Linked DNA regions of Homo sapiens: region 1 is linked to region 2. Evidence: read pairs that join two places in POLR2A ChIA-PET (ENCODE). Cell type or tissue: IMR-90. All regions are shown on one strand. Each heading gives the region's core, and the rest is flanking DNA. Links, peaks and the distances in the headings are about the cores only. Region 1 overlaps ACOT7 (acyl-CoA thioesterase 7). Region 2 overlaps ACOT7 (acyl-CoA thioesterase 7).

Region 1 (4,381 bases), core at 64-4,063, 89 kb after region 2:
GGGGCCCCTGCTCAGTCCTCAGCTGCTCCTTCCTCTGTTCCTGGTGCTCTCAATGTGACCCTTCCCTGCAGCCCAGGAAACTGGTCATCAAAATCCGAGTTGCTCCCTCTCCCACCGAAATGCACGGTGGCTCCTCCATGCCCTGGGTGTGGGTGCAGCAAGCTCACTCCTGCCCGGCGCCTGTGCACCTGCTGCTCCCATCTGGACCACCCTCCCCAGAGCCTCCTGGAGCTACAGCACTTCTCAGACGTTTTTTCCTTAGAAGGGCACCCACAACCGCTCTAGAGAAGCGTCGCCTCCGCCACCCCAGACCCCCTCCCAACCACCCCCCGCCACTGCAGACGCTGCGTGGACTGTCAGGCTCACATATCCAGGAGCAGGCGCCTGGCTGCCCGGGTCAGCCAGAGCTCTAAACTTACTAGCTGTGTGGCCTTAGGCACGCACTTTCTATGTGCCTCGGTTTCCTCATCTGTACGGTGGTGATGGACACGGTGCCCACCATGTGGGGTGGGTGAAGATGGGGGGCCTTCATCATCTGCTGCTGTTCACCTGCTCTCCCTGGGGCCTCACACCCTCTCAGAGGGAGGAGTAAACAAACAGTGAAGATAGAGGAAGTTGAATGGTGTCCAGGGTCACGAAGAAGACAGCAGGGAATGAGGGGATCGGAGTGTGCCGGGGGACAGGTACAATTTTAAATATGTTCCTTCCCAAGGAAAGCCTCAGCGGAGGCCTGGAGTCAGGGAGGAAGGGCAGGAGCTGTCTTGTGGGGACCATTCAGGTGAAGGGAACGGCGAGGGCCAAAGGCGCAGAGCCACTGTCTGTAACGGGGGAGCTTGGGGACAGTGACACACCCGAGGCCACCCGGCTAGGACGGGGCAGGGCTGGGGAGAGAGGGCTGGTGGGAGTCTATGGGGCTCACGCATATGGGCGTAAAGTAGAGGAGGATCTGGGTGACCTGTGCTTTGAACAGGCTTCAGTGCAGGTTGATGGGGTGCCCTGGGGCATCTCCCAATAGCAGCCCTTCAAAGCTGATAGTGGGGGGCATCCTCCCAGGTTGGCAGCGGCTGCAGGCGTGGTTGGTGTTTGCCCACCAATGACGGTTCCCTCTCCCGGCTGCCCCCAGCTGGGCTGTGCACACTGGTTGTGGGGTCAGGACCACTGCACCTACCCCAGCACTCAGCTGGTTCAGGGAGACCAGTGCAGTGACCACGAGGGGCCAGCGATCCATGGGCTCTCAGGGAGGGGACCTCTGTGCCTCACGTTCCCCACTCCCTATAGAGTCCAACCTGAGGGGGTCCACCCTTGTGTGGATAGCAGCCTGCGGTCACGGAGGCTTTTGGGGCCGCGCCTGTGACCTTCCCAGAGCCAGCTGGGGAGCAGTCCTGGGGCCGCCCCTTCCAGAACTCCATACCCTGGGGGGGGGTGGTCAGAGTGCAGGAGGAGGGCCAGCCCTGGGGGAAGGGGCTGCAGAGGGGCAGGGAAGGGCGCCAGCTTGAATGGAGGGAATGGCAGCCCATCCCCTGGGTGTGGCCGCGTCATGTTGATCTACGCTGTTATTTCTCACTCATTAAAGATGGTCTTTGATTCTTCACTGAGGTGTCCTGGGGCCCATGGATGTCAATGTTGATGTTGATAGAAATAGCCACTGGCGGGGCAGGCTGCCCGGAGAGGGATTTTCAGCTCTCACTTGGGGACTGCCCACATGAGCACGAGTTCTGGGCTGGGAGCACGTGTGTGCTCCGTGCGGTGAACCTGCATGTGCGTTCCGTCCCTCCAGATGTGCCCTGGCGGCCCCTCCTCCTACTCCCAGTCGCCTCCCTCATCCCCACGTCAGCTTTCTTCAGCCTCCTGTCTATTTTTAGCTCCCTTCCCCAGGGCCTGGCTGACACGGATGCAGCCTCTCTGCTTGGAGTTGCGTCTCCATGAATATTTTATGCTGGGGGCTGCCGCACCCGCTCCGGGCAGCTGCCAGCACTTCCCGGTCTCGGTCTCGTATTAGAAGAGGCCAACTCAGCGCGTAGAGGCAGGCCTCCCCGTGGCAGTGCCCTCTGACCTTGGGCCGAAGGGGGCTGGAGAAGTGGCTTGTGGGGAGGGACAGCAGGACGCAGGCGGCAGCAGACAGATGTGGGAAGGCTTTTCAGCCTGCAGGAGGGTCAGAGCCGTGTGTCTGCTGAAGCGGAGGACGTCCCTGGCACCTCAGGTGGGGGCTGTACTTGCCTCTGATTCTTGCAGGCGTGGGCATTGTAGCCTCTACAGGCCCAGGGAGTTGGGGCTGAGAACTTGTGGGTCCCAGCCTGGGCCTGAGGAGGAGGTGTAGACAGGGCGGGGTGAGGGGCTCGCTGAGGCCCCTGACCAGGGAGAAGCCTGTAGCCTGTTCCATGGCTGTCAGGGCTGAGTGAGCGCCGTGACCCCACTGCTTCCTGGGCACACTGGGGAGGGGATGTGTCCCCAGATTAGCCGAGGCTCCAACTGTGCAACCACATTATGCAGGGCAGGGTCTTTGCAAAGCAGGCTTCCAAACTGGAGGGAGCCCATCCCAGAGGGTCTCTCTGGTGCTCATGAACACACATCTCCCGAGGTGGCCAGCCCAGGACTCCGAGCTTCAGTCTTTAGCCACCGAAATGTTTTCTGGATGGAAGTGGGAGGCAGTAATGAAGGCAGGTGCGGCCATCTTTTTTTTTTTTTTTTTTTTTTTTTGAGACGGAGCCTCACTCTGTCGCCCAACCTGGAGTGCAATGGCTGGATCTCGGCTCACTGCAACCGCTGCCTCCCGGGTTCAAACGATTCTCCTGCCTCAGCCTCCCGAGTAGCTGGGATTACAGGCGCATGCCACCATTCCTTATTAATTTTTGTATTTTTAGTAGAAATGGGGTTTCACCATGTTGGCCAGGCTGGTCTCGTGATCCACCTGCCTCGGCCTCCCAAAGTGCTAGGATTACAGGCGTGAGCTACCGCGCCTGGCCTAGCTGTGGCCATCTTTACCTTGCCTTTCAGAGCTGCCTCATGCATAGCCAGGGGAGTTCCAAGAACTCAGGGAAAACGCACCCTGTTGAGCTTTGTCCGCTCTGACGTGCCCCGACCTAGAAGAGGCCCTGAGACCCTTGGGCTCCTTCAGGTTGAGGGAGCCCTACCAGGCCGGGGGCCATTCTCAGCAGGTTTGTTTTCTGGTTAGGAAGCCAGGGCAGCTGGATGCAGAGGCTGCTGCCTGTCTCCTGGGTGGGCAAGGGACTGGAGGGGCAGGGGAGGCTTCCTCTTGGGTGGTGCCTGGGTACAGGTCATTGAAGCCGGAGGCTTCAGGGAACGCCAACCCCTCTGCGAGCTGGTGTGTCTGCTCACAGATGCTTCCCATCCCCAGACAGGAGGCGGGCACCAGGCAGGGAGTCACTCGCCAGGGGTCGCACGGCCAGCAGGCCCATCTGTGACTTCACTGACTGGGAAAGGGGGCCGCTCACTGCTGTCATCGATGCCACTGTGCTTTCTCCCAGCCAGGCCCTACTGTGGGGTCCTGGGAGGAGCCCTGCCTGAGAACCCTTCTGTGCAAGAACCTAAACCCTGGGAGTCCCAACGCGCTGCCCACCTGCACTGCGCCGCCCACCCACACCGCGCTCAGCCCAGGGCCTTTGCTTCAGCCCCAGATGATCTCAGGACCAGTGCTGGGCAGGTGACTGAACCTCCACAGGCCACTGTGGAGTGTGGGGGTTGGGGCACATTTTAGTGGAAAGTTTTCCACTCCAGTTTGATTCTTTTGCCTCTGCTGGGGCCTTATGTGAGGCGTGGCCTCAGCACAGACCCACACAACTTTCAGAAGGCTCTGGAACATGGTGCCCACCTCGCTTCTGCTGCTGCCCTATGACCTCCTTCTCCTGGCCTCAGCTGGTTCACCTGCATGAGTGCAGGGGCCGGGTAAGCCCCGCGCCAGCCGAGAGGACAGCGTGGCATGGGCTGGAGCGTCCGGAAGGAGGGCACTGTTTGACCTGCTGTTCAGCTGGAGGGGCGGGATGGGCCCCAGGGCTTAAGTCAGCTGAAAGGCCCTCTGCAGCCTTCTGGAAGTTGTCTGCCATGCAGTGCTGAGGGCCACAGCTTTGTGACGCACTGATGTGGGGGCTGCAGACAGAGCAGGCTGGAGATGCCTCTTGGCTGTGGCTGTCTTGAGCCGTCGCCAGGCTGTTACCCCAAGTTCCCTCTCCGTGCCTTCTCAGTGATGCTGTAATTGGAAGGTCCCTCGCCCCTTTGCACTTAGGAGGAAGCATGGGGCAAGCTTTCCATGATGGTGCCTGCTGCTCCCCACCCCCAGGACCTGCCTGACCCCCAGGCACGGTGTGCAGAGGGGCCTGGGGTCCTCGCATGGGCCCCGTTCCTCTCGAAGAAGCCTCAGGAGCAG
Region 2 (4,381 bases), core at 292-4,291:
AGAAGAGCTGTGGCCCTTTGGGGAGTCCAGACCTGGGAGCTCCCTGAGTCAGGGTTGTGACTCCCTCTTTGGGGCCCTGCAGTTCCTGGCGTCACCAAGCTTCCAGGCACCACAGCATTCCCGTGTGCCAACCAGGCAAGCTGCTTGAGGTGCGCTTGGTCCAGGTGCAGCCTTGCAGAGAACCAGCACCTGTGCCAGCATCTGGAGCTGCCTGCCCTGCAGCAGCAGCTGGCATGTCTGACTGTGCAGTGGCCGTACTCCATGCTCACTCACACACTGCTCGCTGCTCCACACCAGGCTTGTCCTTGGCAGGCATGGGAGCTCCAGGCTGGTAGCATGAGCCAAGCGCAGCCTGCCAGGCTGAGTGGGTGGAATAAGCCCAGTGGGCCCCAGCAAAACTTAGGCAAAGGTGCCACAAGACACAGAGGTTTCTGGCCAGAAAAGGGATACCCCAAAGATCCCATAACAAAAGGATTTAGAATATTCCATAAACTTAGTTGATAAAACAACATAGGTTTTAAGAGGACTGACTCCACTTTTTTTTTTTTTTTTGAAATGGAGTCTCGCTCTGTCGCCCAGGCTGGAGTGCAGTGGTGCGATCTCAGCTCACTGCAAGCTCTGCCTTCTGGGTTCACGCAATTCTCTTGCCTCAGCCTCCCGAGTAGCTGGGACTACAGGTGCCTGCCACCATGCCCAGCTAATTTTTTTATATTTTTAGTAGAGAAGGGGTTTCACCATGTTAGCCATCATGGTCTCCATCTCCTGACCTCGTGATCCGCCTGCCTCGGCCTCCCAAAGTGCTGGGATTACAGGCATGAGCCACCGCGCCCGGCCTGACTCCACTTTTGAAAGTTCTACTGGGCTGGTCTAGGAGATCGAGACCATCTTGGCTGACATGTTCTCCCCATCTCTACTAAAATACAAAAAATTAGCCTGGTGTGGTGGTGCACACCTGTAGTCCCAGCTACTCAGGAGGCTGAGCCAGGGGAATCACTTGAACTCGGGAGACGGAGGTTGCAGTGAGCCGAGATCATGCCACTGTACTCCAGCCTGGCTGACAGAGTGAGACTCTGTCTCAAAAAAAAAAAAAAGTAAGTTCTACTGTGGGTAAAATGCTATCAAACATTGCATGCTACAGAGAAATCTTTTTTTTTTTTTTTATTTGAGATAGGCTCCCACTCTGTCACCCGGGCTGGAGTGCAGTGGTGCAATCACAGCTCACTGCAGCTTTGACCTCTTGAGCTGAAGGGATCCTCCCACCCTTAGCCTCTCAAGTAACTGGGACCACAGGCAAGTGCCACCATGAGTAGCTAATTTTTTAATTTTTATTTTTAGAGACAGCATCTCCTTATATTGCCCAGGCTGGTCTGGAACTCCTGGGCACAAGCGATTCTCCCACCTCGGGGTCCCAAAGTGCTGGGATTACAGACATGAGCCACCGTGCCTGGCCCAGAGAAATATTTTGTGGAAAGAAGGGTCAATTGATGTGGTCAATGTCATTGTTGTCTTATTTTAAGGAACTGCCACAGCCATCCCAGCCTTCAGCAGTCGCCATCCTAATCAGTCTGCAGGCCGGGCGGTAATCCCAGCACTTTGGGAGGCTGAGGTGGGCGGATCACCTGAGGTCAGGAGTTCAAGACCAGCATGGCCAACATAGTGAGACCCTGTCTCTACTAAAAATACAAAAAATTAGCTGGGCGTGGTGACGCGTGCCTGTAATCCTAGCTACTTGGGAGGCTGAGGTAGGAGAACCACTTGAACCCGGGAGGCAGAGGTTGCAGTGAGCCAAGATCGTGCCACTGCATTCCAGCCTGGGCTATAGAATGAGACTGTCTCAAAAAAAAAAAATAAACCCCAAAACAATATGAATCAGTCTGCAGCCATCAACATCGAGGCAAGACTCTGCCAGCAAAAAGAATACCACTCACTGAAGGCTCAGATGATTGTTAGCATTTTTTAGCAATAAATTTTTTTTTTTTTTTTGAGATGGGGTCTTGCTCTGTTGCCCAGGCTGGAGTGCAGTGGTGCGATCTCGGCTCACTGCAAGCTCCGCCTCCCGGGTTTACGCCATTCTTCTGCCTCAGCCTCCCGAGTAGCTGGGACTACAGGCGCCCACTACCATGCCGGGCTAATTTTTTGTTTTTTAGTAGAGATGGGGTTTCACCGTGTTAGCCAGGATGGTCTCGATCTCCTGACCTTGTGATCCACCCACCTTGGCCTCCCAAAGTGCTGGGATTACAGGTGTGAGCCACCATGCCCGATTGCAATAAAGTGTTTTTAAATGAAGGTATATACTTTTTTTTAAGGCATAATGCTATTATACACTTAATAGACTACAGTGTAACTTTTACGTGCACTGGGAAACCAAAAAAATCATGTGACTTATTATAAAGTGCAATGTGTGCTTTGTTGCGGTGATCTGGAACCAAACCCGTAATATCTCTGAGGTATGCCTGTGTGAGCCTGTGAAGCCTTCACCACAATCAAGACCGAGACTGTGAACAGACCTGTCACCCTGCTGAGGCCCTCTGCTTCTCTGGTCCCTCCCTGCCCCCAGGCAACCTCTGATCTGCTTTCTGTCACTATAGTTTGTGTTTCCTCCAAGTTTATAAACATGGACTTGCACAGTTCTCTTTTTGTCCAGCCTCCCTTGCTCAGCACGATTACTTGGAGATTCATCCACATGGTTGCATGTATCAGTTATTCATTCCTTTCCTTTTTTTTTTTGAGACGGAGTCTCACTCTTGTTGCTCAGGCTGGAGTGCAGTGGGGCGATCTCAGCTCACTGCAACCTCTGCCTCCCGGGTTTAAGCGATTCTGCTTCCTCAGCCTCCTGAGTACCTGGGATTACAGGCTCCCACCACCATGCCTGGCTAATTTTTTTTTTTTTTTTTTTTTTTTTTTGAGATGGAGTCTCGCTCTGTCCCCAGGCCGGAGTGCAGTGGCGTGATCTTGGCTCACTGCAACCTCCGCCTCCCGGGTTCAAGTGATTCTCCTGCCTCAGCCTCCCGAGTAGCTGGGACTACAGGTGAGCGCAACCACGCCCAACTAATTTTTGTATTTTTAGTAGGGATGAGGTTTCACCATGTTGGCCAGGATAGTCTCGATTTCTTGACCTCGTGATCTGCCCACCTCGGCCTCCCAAAGTGCTGGGATTACAGGCGTGAGCCACTGCGCCAGGCCAAATGCTGGGCTTTTTTTTTTTTTTGAGACAGAGTCTCTTGCTCTGTCACCCTGGCTGGAGTGCAATGGCATGATCTTGGCTCACTGCAACTTCTGCCTCCCGGCTTCAAGGGATTCTCCTGCCTCAGCCTCCCGAGTAGCTGGGATTACATGCATGCACCATCACGCCCAGCTAATTTTGTATTTTTAGTAGAGATGGGGTTTTTCCATGTTGGTCAGGCTGGTCTTGAACGCCCGACCTCAGGTGATCCACCTGCCTTGGCCTCCCAAAGTGCTGGGATTACAGGTGTGAGCCACCACACCTCGCCGATAATTGCTTTTAGATGTTACTTTTGTATTTTCCTAATGTCTAATGATGTTGAATATCTTTTCTTTTTTTCTAGAGGTGGAGTCTCGTCTTGTTGCCCAGGCCGGCCTGGAATTCCTGGGCTCAAGTGATCCTCCTGCCTCAGCCTCCCAAAGTGGTGGGATTACAGGTGTGAGTCACTGCATCTAGCCTTTTTTGAGACAAGGTCTCGCTCTGTCATCCAGGCTGGAATTCAATCTTGGCCCACTGCAGCCTTGACCTCCCAGCTCAAGTGATCCTACCACCTCAGCCCCCTGAGTAGCTGGGACCACAGGTGCAGCTGGGACCCCCTGAGTAGCTGGGACCACAGAAAACCCACAGGGTCGGTGGCTTTTCTCCCCATGTGGGGAGATGAGAGATTGTAGAAATAAAGACACAAGACAAAGAGATAAAAGACAGCTGGGCCCGGGGGACAACTACCACCAAGATGCAGAGACCGGTAGTGTCCCCGAATGCCTGGCTGTGCTGTTATTTATTGGATACAAGGCAAAAGGGGAGGGGTAAAGAGTGTGAATCATCTCCAATGATAGGTAAGGTCACGTGGGTCACATGTGCACTGGACAGGGGGCCCTTCCCTGCCTGGCAGCCAAGGCAGAGAGAGAGGGAGAGAGAGAGAGACAGCTTACGCCATTATTTCTGCATATCAGGGACTTTTAGTACTTTCACTAATTTGCTACTGTTATCTAAAAGGCAGAGCCAGGTGTGCAGGATGGAACATGAAAGTGGACTAGGAGCGTGACCACTGAAGCACAGCATCACAGGGAGACAGGCCTCCGGATAACTGCGGGCAGGCCTGACTGATGTCAGGCCCTCCACAAGAGGTGGAGGAGTAGTCTTCTCTAAACTCCCCGG

Evidence for each region. Peaks named below come from ENCODE experiments on the same cell type or tissue, not always from the same donor. Only the 100,000 strongest peaks of a DNase experiment are listed, where the experiment ranks them.
Region 1: POLR2A ChIA-PET joins it to region 2 with 8 read pairs; 2 of 35 experiments call an interaction of 5 or more read pairs at or near these places.

Annotation. Positions count from the first base shown.
Region 1 is chr1:6,274,033-6,278,413 of GRCh38, reverse strand. The region is part of intron 8 of ACOT7 (acyl-CoA thioesterase 7); the gene reads left to right. Among named protein-coding and RNA genes, the nearest start is that of GPR153, 15 kb to the right of the region's middle. RefSeq lists an enhancer at 2,820-3,410. In IMR-90, for the core only: no CTCF peak of the experiment used is centred there; a DNase peak (open chromatin) is centred at 1,803; H3K27ac peaks cover 391 bases.
Region 2 is chr1:6,363,370-6,367,750 of GRCh38, reverse strand. All of the region lies in intron 1 of ACOT7 (acyl-CoA thioesterase 7), which reads left to right. Among named protein-coding and RNA genes, the nearest start is that of ACOT7, 28 kb to the left of the region's middle. RefSeq lists enhancers at 1-32, 2,705-3,204. In IMR-90, for the core only: no CTCF peak of the experiment used is centred there; no DNase peak of the experiment used is centred there.